Regions from separate parts of the Homo sapiens genome. Here region 1 is linked to region 2. Evidence: chromatin contacts called from ENCODE Hi-C data. All regions are on one chromosome and are shown on one strand. The core of a region is the stretch at or near the end of the contact, and the rest is flanking DNA. Distances in the headings are between cores, read along the strand shown.

What was found. A loop is a pair of places that touch in the nucleus more often than their neighbours do. Pooled maps may share reads with other maps.
Region 1: a map of naive thymus-derived CD4-positive, alpha-beta T cell shows a loop between it and region 2 (6-fold over the local background). The contact joins the promoter of GREB1L-DT here to the promoter of GATA6-AS1 in region 2. A Hi-C loop is called at or near these places in 1 of 168 maps with a recorded cell type or tissue (naive thymus-derived CD4-positive, alpha-beta T cell), 4 of 37 single-sample maps with no recorded cell type and 7 of 50 pooled maps.

What each region holds. Positions count from the first base shown.
Region 1 is chr18:21,241,266-21,246,032 of GRCh38, forward strand. GREB1L-DT (GREB1L divergent transcript) reads right to left here and starts at 1,463. Exons shown (of 3, transcript NR_183513.1): 1 at 1,345-1,463; 2 at 12-70. It overlaps GREB1L (GREB1 like retinoic acid receptor coactivator), which reads left to right and starts at 967. Exons shown (of 33, transcript NM_001142966.3): 1 at 967-1,128.
Region 2 is chr18:22,165,945-22,170,217 of GRCh38, forward strand. It overlaps GATA6-AS1 (GATA6 antisense RNA 1 (head to head)), which reads right to left and starts at 3,024. Exons shown (of 2, transcript NR_102763.1): 1 at 2,723-3,024; 2 at 954-2,439. GATA6 (GATA binding protein 6) reads left to right here and starts at 3,645. Exons shown (of 7, transcript NM_005257.6): 1 at 3,645-3,738. RefSeq lists an enhancer at 1,290-1,793.

The DNA.
Region 1 (4,767 bases), core at 213-2,712, 930 kb before region 2:
CCTTTCCTTACCTCGATTCTTCCACCACATCCAGCATGGAGCTGCTGCTTCCAGAGATGTAGTCGCCTATCTGTGGCAACAATTAGTTTTAAAAATGGAGCCGCATCTCTAATAACAAAAGCCTCCAGCTGTGAAAAGTGGAGCTAAATCTCTCTACCGGGCCGCAGCATCTCTCAAGAACCTTTTCCCCGCAGCACCCGTCAAGGCCCAGGGCCAGCTGGACGCGGCTGCCCTGGGGTGGAGCCGTCCCCGTGGTCCCGGGAGGCTACCGACGAGCCGGGGCCCGGGGCCGGAGGGCGTGCTCCTCCGGGAGGTGCAAAAGTCGGCTTGGGCCCGGAGCTCCCGGGTTTGTTTGGTTTTGTCCGCGCCCTGCCCCCACCCTACCCCCTTCATGCAAAAGGCCAAGGGTTTCCGAGCCACCACTGCCCAGGCCGAGTTCACGCTTGGGGCTCTTCAGCCGCCGTCCAGTGAACAGAGAAAGCAATTGCGCAGAGGCGAGAGCAGGCTGAATGAACGCGGGCTCCAGGGGAAATAATTTTTCCTCCTGGCTTCGCGCGTCAGCACACTGGGGTGCAGCCCTCCCTCACAGAAGACCCCCCCCCCGCACGACCCCCTGTACACCCCCGCGGGGCTGCGCGTTCGTCTGTGCGGCGGGGTTTGGGAATGGAGGCGTGAGGACCGCGCATCGAGGGCTCCACAGGCTGGGCGGGGGGCGTCGTTGGAGGGGGGTAGGGGAGAAATGCGCGCCCACCACCCTCACAGAGGGCGAGGGACCCCCAAAAGCCACTCGCGGACGCCGAGGCAGCGGGAAGGCGCGAGGCGGGGCGGGGGGAGGGGGCGCGGGGGTCCCCGCTGCGGAGGCCAGGGCGGGCGGGAGGGGCAGCACCTGAGGAATCCGCCTCCGGCTGCGGCGGCCGCCGCCTCGCTCCGCCCCGGGGAACTGAGCGCGCGGACCGCGCGCCTGCCAGAGAGACGCCAGCCGCCGGCGGCGCTAGCACCTCGGAGTCGGGCGGCCGGAGCAGCGGAGCGCAGCGCGGCGCAGGGAACGGCACTGGGGGTGGGGAGACCAGCCCGGCCGAGCCGAGGGCCACCCCCTGGTCCTCTGCCCTCGCGCCCCGCTAGGGCCAGGTGAGCGGCCGCGGGGACTCCGGGGCGCGGGCAGGAGGTGAGAGGTCGCGAACCGGGCGCGGGAGCTCGCCTGTGACCGGCAGGAGCTGCCCTTTGGCGGGCTGGACGCCCTGGCCGCGCGGGGAAGCGCCGCAGCGGACTTTTCCGGAGGGATGGGAAGCTCAGCGGGGGTGTGAGCGGAGCGCGTGCGGGTGGCGAGGGAGCGCCAGTGCCAACCTGGGAGCCGTGCCTGCCTTCCCTGCCGCCTCGCGTCGCCCACCGAAGGGACCCGGCCGTGCTGTCCGCGCCCAGAGGCCGAAGGCCTGTCACCGGGCTCTACTCGCTGCCTTTGTGGCGGGAGCGAGACGGCCCGGGGGTGGGACGAGGGAGCTGCGGCGCGCCGAGTAGCGCGGGGTCCCCCGGCGGAGGCGGCGAGGGGGCACCTGGTTCGTCTCCCCGAGCCCAGGGGCAGTGAGGGGGTGCCGGGCAGGCGGGCGGGCGACAGGTAGGGCGCCGCGGAGGTGGCGGGGAGAGGATGGATGGAGTTCAGCCTGGGAAAGTTGAGAACGTCCAGAGGTGGCTGGGCGCTCGCTCGGCGTCTGTGGGTTTTTTTCCTCAACACCAAATGTCACTTCGTCACGAGCGGGCGCGCGTGTCTTCCGGCCAGCATGTCCATTTTTCTGTGCATGGCTGAGGACCACTCTTATTCCGAATGAGACACAAAGAGTTGTGTTGACAGCTGACCCTGACACAAGCAGACAGCGAGTGAGGTGCGCCCTGGCCGGGGAGGGTGAGGGAGACTCGTTAAAGGAAATCCATTCCCGCCGTCCCTCTTCCCAGCTCCATTAAGAGGAAACTCCATGTGGAGATTCAGTGCGTGGGGTTTCTCAGTTACATGAGTCCAAGGAACGTCCCCGAACGCGACTCGTTTGCCCGGAACTGCCGCTGCCTCTAACCGAGGCTGCGGGTCCTGGAGAAACTCCTCAGTCTTGCCCCTTTCTCCGGTGAACGTGACGGTTCCAAGGTCCTTATCCTCCCCACCCACTCCTCTGGCCCCGGCTGAGAGGATAGAAACCACATTTTAATTTCTGCTTTTCACACCGTAAGGTGTTTTTTTCCGCCTCCCCCCGCCTCGAGGCGGGAATCCCTGCTTAAATCACATTTTTAAACCTAGCCGTTTAAATACAGGGAAGAGCTTTCCCACAAAAGGTTTTTGAACTCAGTCCCCCTTAATAAAACCTCTCATTCATCTATATATGTTCTTAGACTTTAAATCCTGGAACTCTGCTTTGAGTGTTGTGACTGTGTTGTTTCTTCTCTTTGCTGAAATTTTCTAGGAGGTTTTGTGAATGATACTGAAAAATTATTTAAAAGAGAAAAAATTAAATTGTTGAAATATTTAGTAATACAGTTACATGCATATAGGTATGTATTTCAAGAGGAAAATGTTTAATGAATGAATATATAAGTAGGGTAAACATTTCAAACAACAGTGAAGAGTATACAGTGTAAATTAAGCCCTCTTTCCTCTCCTCCATACAAGCCTTCATCCTTCTCAGAGGCAGCCACTGTTGTATATTTTTTGTATATCTTTCCGTAAGTCTATTAAAATGGAATTACATTATAGATGATGAAAGGGATTGAATATAAGACTGAACTATATATTCGTGGTGATGACCATTAACTTGATACCCACTCATGATGACATGAGATTATTTAGCCAAATGTGGACAATTATTACCTTGAAGATCAGTTAGAGGGCTAAAAATCTTAGAACAGTATGCAGTGGAAAGCAAAACTATTAAACTAATATCTCCTCCTGCACACACACCAGTTTCCCTACACTGGTTTTTGCAATCTTTATTGAATTTTTCCTCCATTTTGGAATTCTTTATGAAGTAGAGAATGAGAACTGTAGTAGTTTACTTTGTCTACCGCAGTGTGTATCTGAAAACACTGAAAGGGCGTGTGTATACTCCCATTGACATGACATAATATAAAGATGTTAGTGGTAAAGGATAAATACGAAGGCCGAGTTTCAGATGTTTGGTTGCATCTCTTAATTCTAGGCCTGGATTTGCCACAAACCCGCCACACGACGTAACTTTTTTTTGGAAAACTTTGTTTCCCACTCAGTTAGATAAAGGAATTGAACTATGTGATTTTTAAGGGTCCTTCGAACTCCAGAGTTCTACGATTAAAATAGTTGTCCTAAAACTGGCTAAAGATAACCATTGGACTGTGGATGTTAGACAGTGGGGCGACAAAAAACATTCCTGAATGGTGGATTCATGAAGAGGAGGTTAGAGATGTTTAAACTATATCCCTGCTCTTACGAGTTTGATGTCATTGGAGAACAGCTACTCTCCTTACCCACAGAATGTGTGTTTATGTTGCTGATAGAGGCCAAACACCGGGCTGAGGGCCTCTCATGTCACCTTGTGTGGCTAAGGAGAGTGAATTCTCCTCGCAGCCCACAGTGTCATTTTTAGGAAAATTACTCTTACCAAACTCTTCTTTTTGGTAAAGTGGAAATTAACTTTACCTACTTGAAAGAGACTTGACATAATTTAATTTATACTTCTCTGAAGTGTTTAGATTATGAACATCCCTTATAGCTAAGATATTTTAGTTACTTGATAAATATTCACCTAGGGAGTATGTTCTTATTAGGAAACTTCTAATTTGTAAAGTACCTGCAGCCTTTGGGCTAATGATGGGGACAGGAGTTAAGGAGTGATTGTAAGGTTGTGAAAGTAAAAATTAGCTGATTTTAGTGACTGCGTATGGTCTAAATTAAGGGATTTCAAAGGTACACTGTAAGCGATGATTGCAAAAAGTGTTGATGTTAAGATAGAGATCTCATACTGAAAGCTAAAGCTTTCTAAAAGCACCGCTGATGAAACATATGTAATTATTTTGAATAAGTCTAATATAAATTATAAATTCGCTGTAGGAATTGTTTGGGATCCTAAGAATAAGAACTAGAAGAATATATTTGTAAGGGTACTTAGAGTAATATTGATTGATTAATGAAGCTGACAGAAACAAAAGAAAATTCAATACCAGTAGTGAAATTCTTCAAAATGGTAATGGTTTTTATTTTTTCCAGCTCCCTTCCCAATCTTGCCATATGAATGAATATTTTTACAAATGTTTTATATTGCAGATAATTTTCACCCTGTTTTTTATAAACATTTTTTCTATAGCTTACTTCCCATTATTTACAATAATTTTATAAAAGTTTATGCAATGGATGTTCATTATTAACTTAAGCCTTCCTGTTTTTGATTTTGCAGCATAAAAAATGTAATGCCTATTCTTTTTTTGTTTTGTTTTGTTTTGTTTTGTTTTGTTTTGTTTGAGACGAAGTCTTGCTTTGCCACCCAGGCTGGAGTGCAGTGGTGCGATCTCCACTCACTGCAAGCTCCGCCTTCCGGGTTCACGCCATTCTCCTGCCTCAGCCTCCCTAGCAGCTGTGACTACAGGCGCCTGCCACCACGCCTGGCTAATTTTTTGTATTTTTAGTAGAGATGGGGTTTCACTGTGTTGCAGGATGGTCTCGATCTCATCGATCTCGACCTCGTGATCTGCCCGCCTCAGCCTCCCAAAGTGCTGGGATTACAGGCGTGAGCCACCATGCCTGGCCTATAATGCCTA
Region 2 (4,273 bases), core at 1,774-4,273:
GTGCGGCCGCTGAGTGGGGGACACGCCGCCCGGAACCCACCACTGGCCCCAGACGCTGGCAGGGGTGGGGGGCTCTGAGGTGACCCCGGGTCCTTGGGTAAAAGCGTCCCAGAGACGGGAAGAAATATGGTATAAGCGAGAAGGCCTCATAAATCTGGGCTGTTAAAAATCTAAGTTAAAAATATGTTTTAAGTCAGAAATGCATTCTTTTTCCTTATGAAACATCGCCGAAGCAGCCAGTTTTGTGACAGGATCGTAAAATGAGCGTGAGTTTGCGGGGGTGGAGGTGCACGGGGACGCGGGTCCTTGCTGGGTCTCGCCGCTCCTCCGGAAGCGGCGCAAGACTGGGTCCCCAAACACCCTTCCCGTTTGGCAGCCAAGCCCCCGCCCCCTGCCCAATTGGCTGCAGTGTTCTGGGTGGATTCGAATCGCGAATAGTGGTGTGGCGCGGCCGAAATAAATCAACCCTGGGGACAGGCCGCGCCCGGGAGCCAGCCCTCTGTGAGGGTAAGGGGGACGACTTGCCCAGGAGGGGCCGCTCATTGGGTCGAAACAGTCCGGAGAGAACAGTTTCGTTCAAGATTAGCAAATCCCGAAAGAGGAGACATGCGAGGGTGAAAGAAAAAAAAAAAGGAAAGGAAGGAAAAGAAAAAATATATATCCCCACGAAGAAAACAATAACTTTTAAGAGCTGTCCGCGTACTTTGGACACTAGTGGGGGCCTTCTCCCCAGCTCTTGGGTTTCTCCCTAGTTTGGGGTGCACCTCTTCCCTCCAAACTTCCTAATTTGCCGGCCTTCCAGACCAGCTGGGGCGCGCCCAGGAAGCTCCACGCGCGGGTCTGGGGCTCATGGGAGTGGCTTTGAAAACATGCTTGTCTTCCCCAGAGCGGTCCCTAGCGCCAAAGATGCATTGGGGAAAAGGCACATTGGAGACGTCAGGCAGCCTGGTTTTCTGTCTGAATCAACTGTACGAGTTAAACAGTTTTATTTCGAAATTAACCAACATAAACAACAACAACAACAACAACATTCACTACCCATTCCCTCGTTAGGTTGGAAAACCAGTCTGAAAAAATAAATACAATCTGTGACCATGAAAAGGAGCAATCACTTATTTTTCCCATATGTTTTGAACATTATTTTTAAAAATAGATTGGGAATCTGGAGGGTAAAATGCCGGGTCCCTTCCCGAGCCCTTAGAGCCCGAACGTTGTCGAATCGGTCAATGTCCACCCCGCTGCTCACCTCTGTCCCAGCAGCGCCGGGGCCAGCGCGCCCTCCCGCCGCGTCTGCGGAGCTGCGGGAAAAGCAGGTCCCCGGGGGGTATCGAGTGTCCAGGGATATCCACGCAGACATCCTTGTACTTGCAAATACAAAGAAACACACAGGACAGAGATCAGGCTCGCGCCAGGGCTCGATCTCCTCGGGGCTCAGGGTTGGAGGCCGTACACAGCCTGGACACAAACTGAGCCAAAGAGTTTATTTTTAGCAAATAAGATATGAGTTTTTAGAAAATTGCTTCGAATAGCAAATCCGAGAAACATTATTTCAAAACGTTGGAATCAAAGGAAATCAAATGCCCACAACCCATTTCCGTCAGTGCTTACAAATGAGCTTCTGCAAAACCCAGTCCACTTAAACATTTGGTCGGAACTCACGAAAAGAACCAAAAGCAAGGCATTCCGAGTCCTGGCGGGGGTTGAGCGGCCGGGCGGACGCCTGGCTATCTCTTCTGGGAGTCGCGCATTCGATCGCATTCAGGTTAAAATTTAAAGCCCCTGGATCCTGCTCCAGTCGCCAGCCTCTCCATTCCAGAGTTTTCTACCTTCAGCCTTTTCCAAATGCGGCCACGCTGAAACTGGGAGCCGCCGCAGTGATTGGGGGAGGCAAAGTGGAACGTAATAAAAGTGACTAAATTGGATGAGAACGGTTTCTGGACCTTCTCGGTAGCAATTTAAAATTCAGAAGTGTTTAGAAGCAATTTACAACGAAGAATGAAAAACGAAGAATTCTCGCCAACTTCCTGAATTCCTTGCCCCCTCCCCCGCACTGCCAGGCCCTGTCCCGCTCCCCCAGGAGCCACAAGTTCACAACTCACAGTTACGTGCAGAGGAAACAACGCTTAGCTACGAGGTCTCACCATCTCTGGAAACCATACTTTACAAGGCACCTCTCCACCCCAGTTCAACTCTGCACAGGCTCCTCTTCCTTCCCTAACTGGGAAAACACGAAAATAGAAACAAAACAAAAAACCAGAGCCTAAACGCTTTCTAGGAGACCGACCTTCAGAAAATCATTTACTTGGATTTACCTGGGCGGGGGGTAGGGGGTGGGGTCGGGGTAAAGTATAAAAATTCATTCTCACAAAAACAACGCCTCTTGTCCTAAAGTCTCCCTCGGCAGCCTTCTGGGGTCACGTCTGTCGGAAGAAATCCTTTCTGTAAGCGAAAGGGAGCGAGACATATATCACGGCTCCTGCAGCGGACGAGCCTGCGGCCGCGCGAGTTGCCGCTGACAGATCGGCGCTGATAACCCCGCGACGTTCATTTCCAGTCCCTTTTGCCCGCTAGGGACCGTATCAGTTTGTACAGAGTTGTGATAACTGTTTGGAGGGAGCGAAGAGGGGGTGTGTATATGAACGTGGGGGTGGGGAAGCAGCATTTAGCGCTGGGTCCAGGGAAGGTGACACCCCCTCTTCGCAGTGACTTATCTGTGACTTACCTGAAACTCTCCAGGGAAATATCAGAAACTCTCCAGGGACATCAAAAGTTGGAGAGCGTCCTCGGACACGACTGATGTGGAAGCCCTTTTCCATTCTGCGTACCCCATAGACTACCTTTCCGTACATGACGACCCGAGTTAAAGTTCCCAAAGGTCAGCTGGGGAATGTTGTCTTGAGGTTCCCGAAACCACCACGACCTGAGCCGTAGCATCCCGAGATAGGGTCGGAGAAAGTTTAAGGTCGGTCTCACACAACTTCAGGGCAAAAAGCGCATTTGCTGTGAAGGGGCTAGGCGGGGGTTGGGGGGCGGGGGGGCGCAGAGCACGTTCCCCCTTCCTTCTGGGGGCGTGCTGACCCAAGGTCTGGAGCGCCCCTCCCGCCGCGGCGGCGGCGCGGGACTGTGCACTGCCAACTCCTCCCGTGCCAAGGCTCCCTCCCCCTCCCTCGTGTGGGTGTGTGTGTGCGACTGCGGGAGCGGGAGGGTGCACCGCCGCTGGATGGGTGCGGGTCGCTAGCCAGGTCAGGCGTTCTGTGGCCTCCGCCCCTCCCCCGGGGTCCCTGGGCTCGGTGCCCCCCGGGTGGACTCGCCCCCACTCCGGGGACAGGGCTTGCGGCTCAGCCCACGCCCGCAGGCAGCGCGGCTCTCATTGTCTGCCTGGGCGGCGCGCTCCCCTCCCCCCTCGCCGTCCCCTCCCCACCCTCTTTTCTCTCCTCCCCTCGATCCCTCCTCCTCCTCTTCACCTCCAGCGCCCAGCTGCTCGCTGAGCGCAGTTCCGACCCACAGCCTGGCACCCTTCGGCGAGCGCTGTTTGTTTAGGGCTCGGTGAGTCCAATCAGGAGCCCAGGCTGCAGTTTTCCGGCAGAGCAGTAAGAGGCGCCTCCTCTCTCCTTTTTATTCACCAGCAGCGCGGCGCAGACCCCGGACTCGCGCTCGCCCGCTGGCGCCCTCGGCTTCTCTCCGCGCCTGGGAGCACCCTCCGCCGCGGCCGTTCTCCATGCGCAGCGCCCGCCCGAGGTTCGGCTGCTTCCTCCTCGCGCGATCTCCCCGCTTTCCTCCCCTCCACCCCTACTCGTCGCGGGCCCCTGGCCTCCGGCTCTCCGGCCCTCTCCAGGCCGCGGTCGGCTCCGACGGTGTTTCCCTCCTTCCCTCCGGGCGGGCTGAGGCGGCTCCCAGGCTCCCGGGACACCGCGGACCAACTTCTAGTCTCTTTTTCTCTCCTCGAAGCGCTTATCTGCGCGCAGCCTTATCTCCGAGTTATCTCGGCGCAAAGGGGCGGGAGCCGGTAGTTAGGCAGGCAGAGAAACTTCTTTCTTGCTATCTAGCCAGGTCTGTGTGTGGGCATTAATTTTAGTGTGGTAATCTCCGATGAGCCGAGGCGATTTGGAAGAGCAGCCTGGAGGAGGCCAGCCCGGCTGCATTTCACCTCCCTCCCCCACTCGCTCCGAGTCTCCCTGTCATTCTTCCTGCTCTCCCATTTGGGGTCGCCTCGGCTCTGGGGCGGTCTCACGCTCCCCCCTCCCCAGCCCGTTGCGTTCCCCCTCCTTTTCTC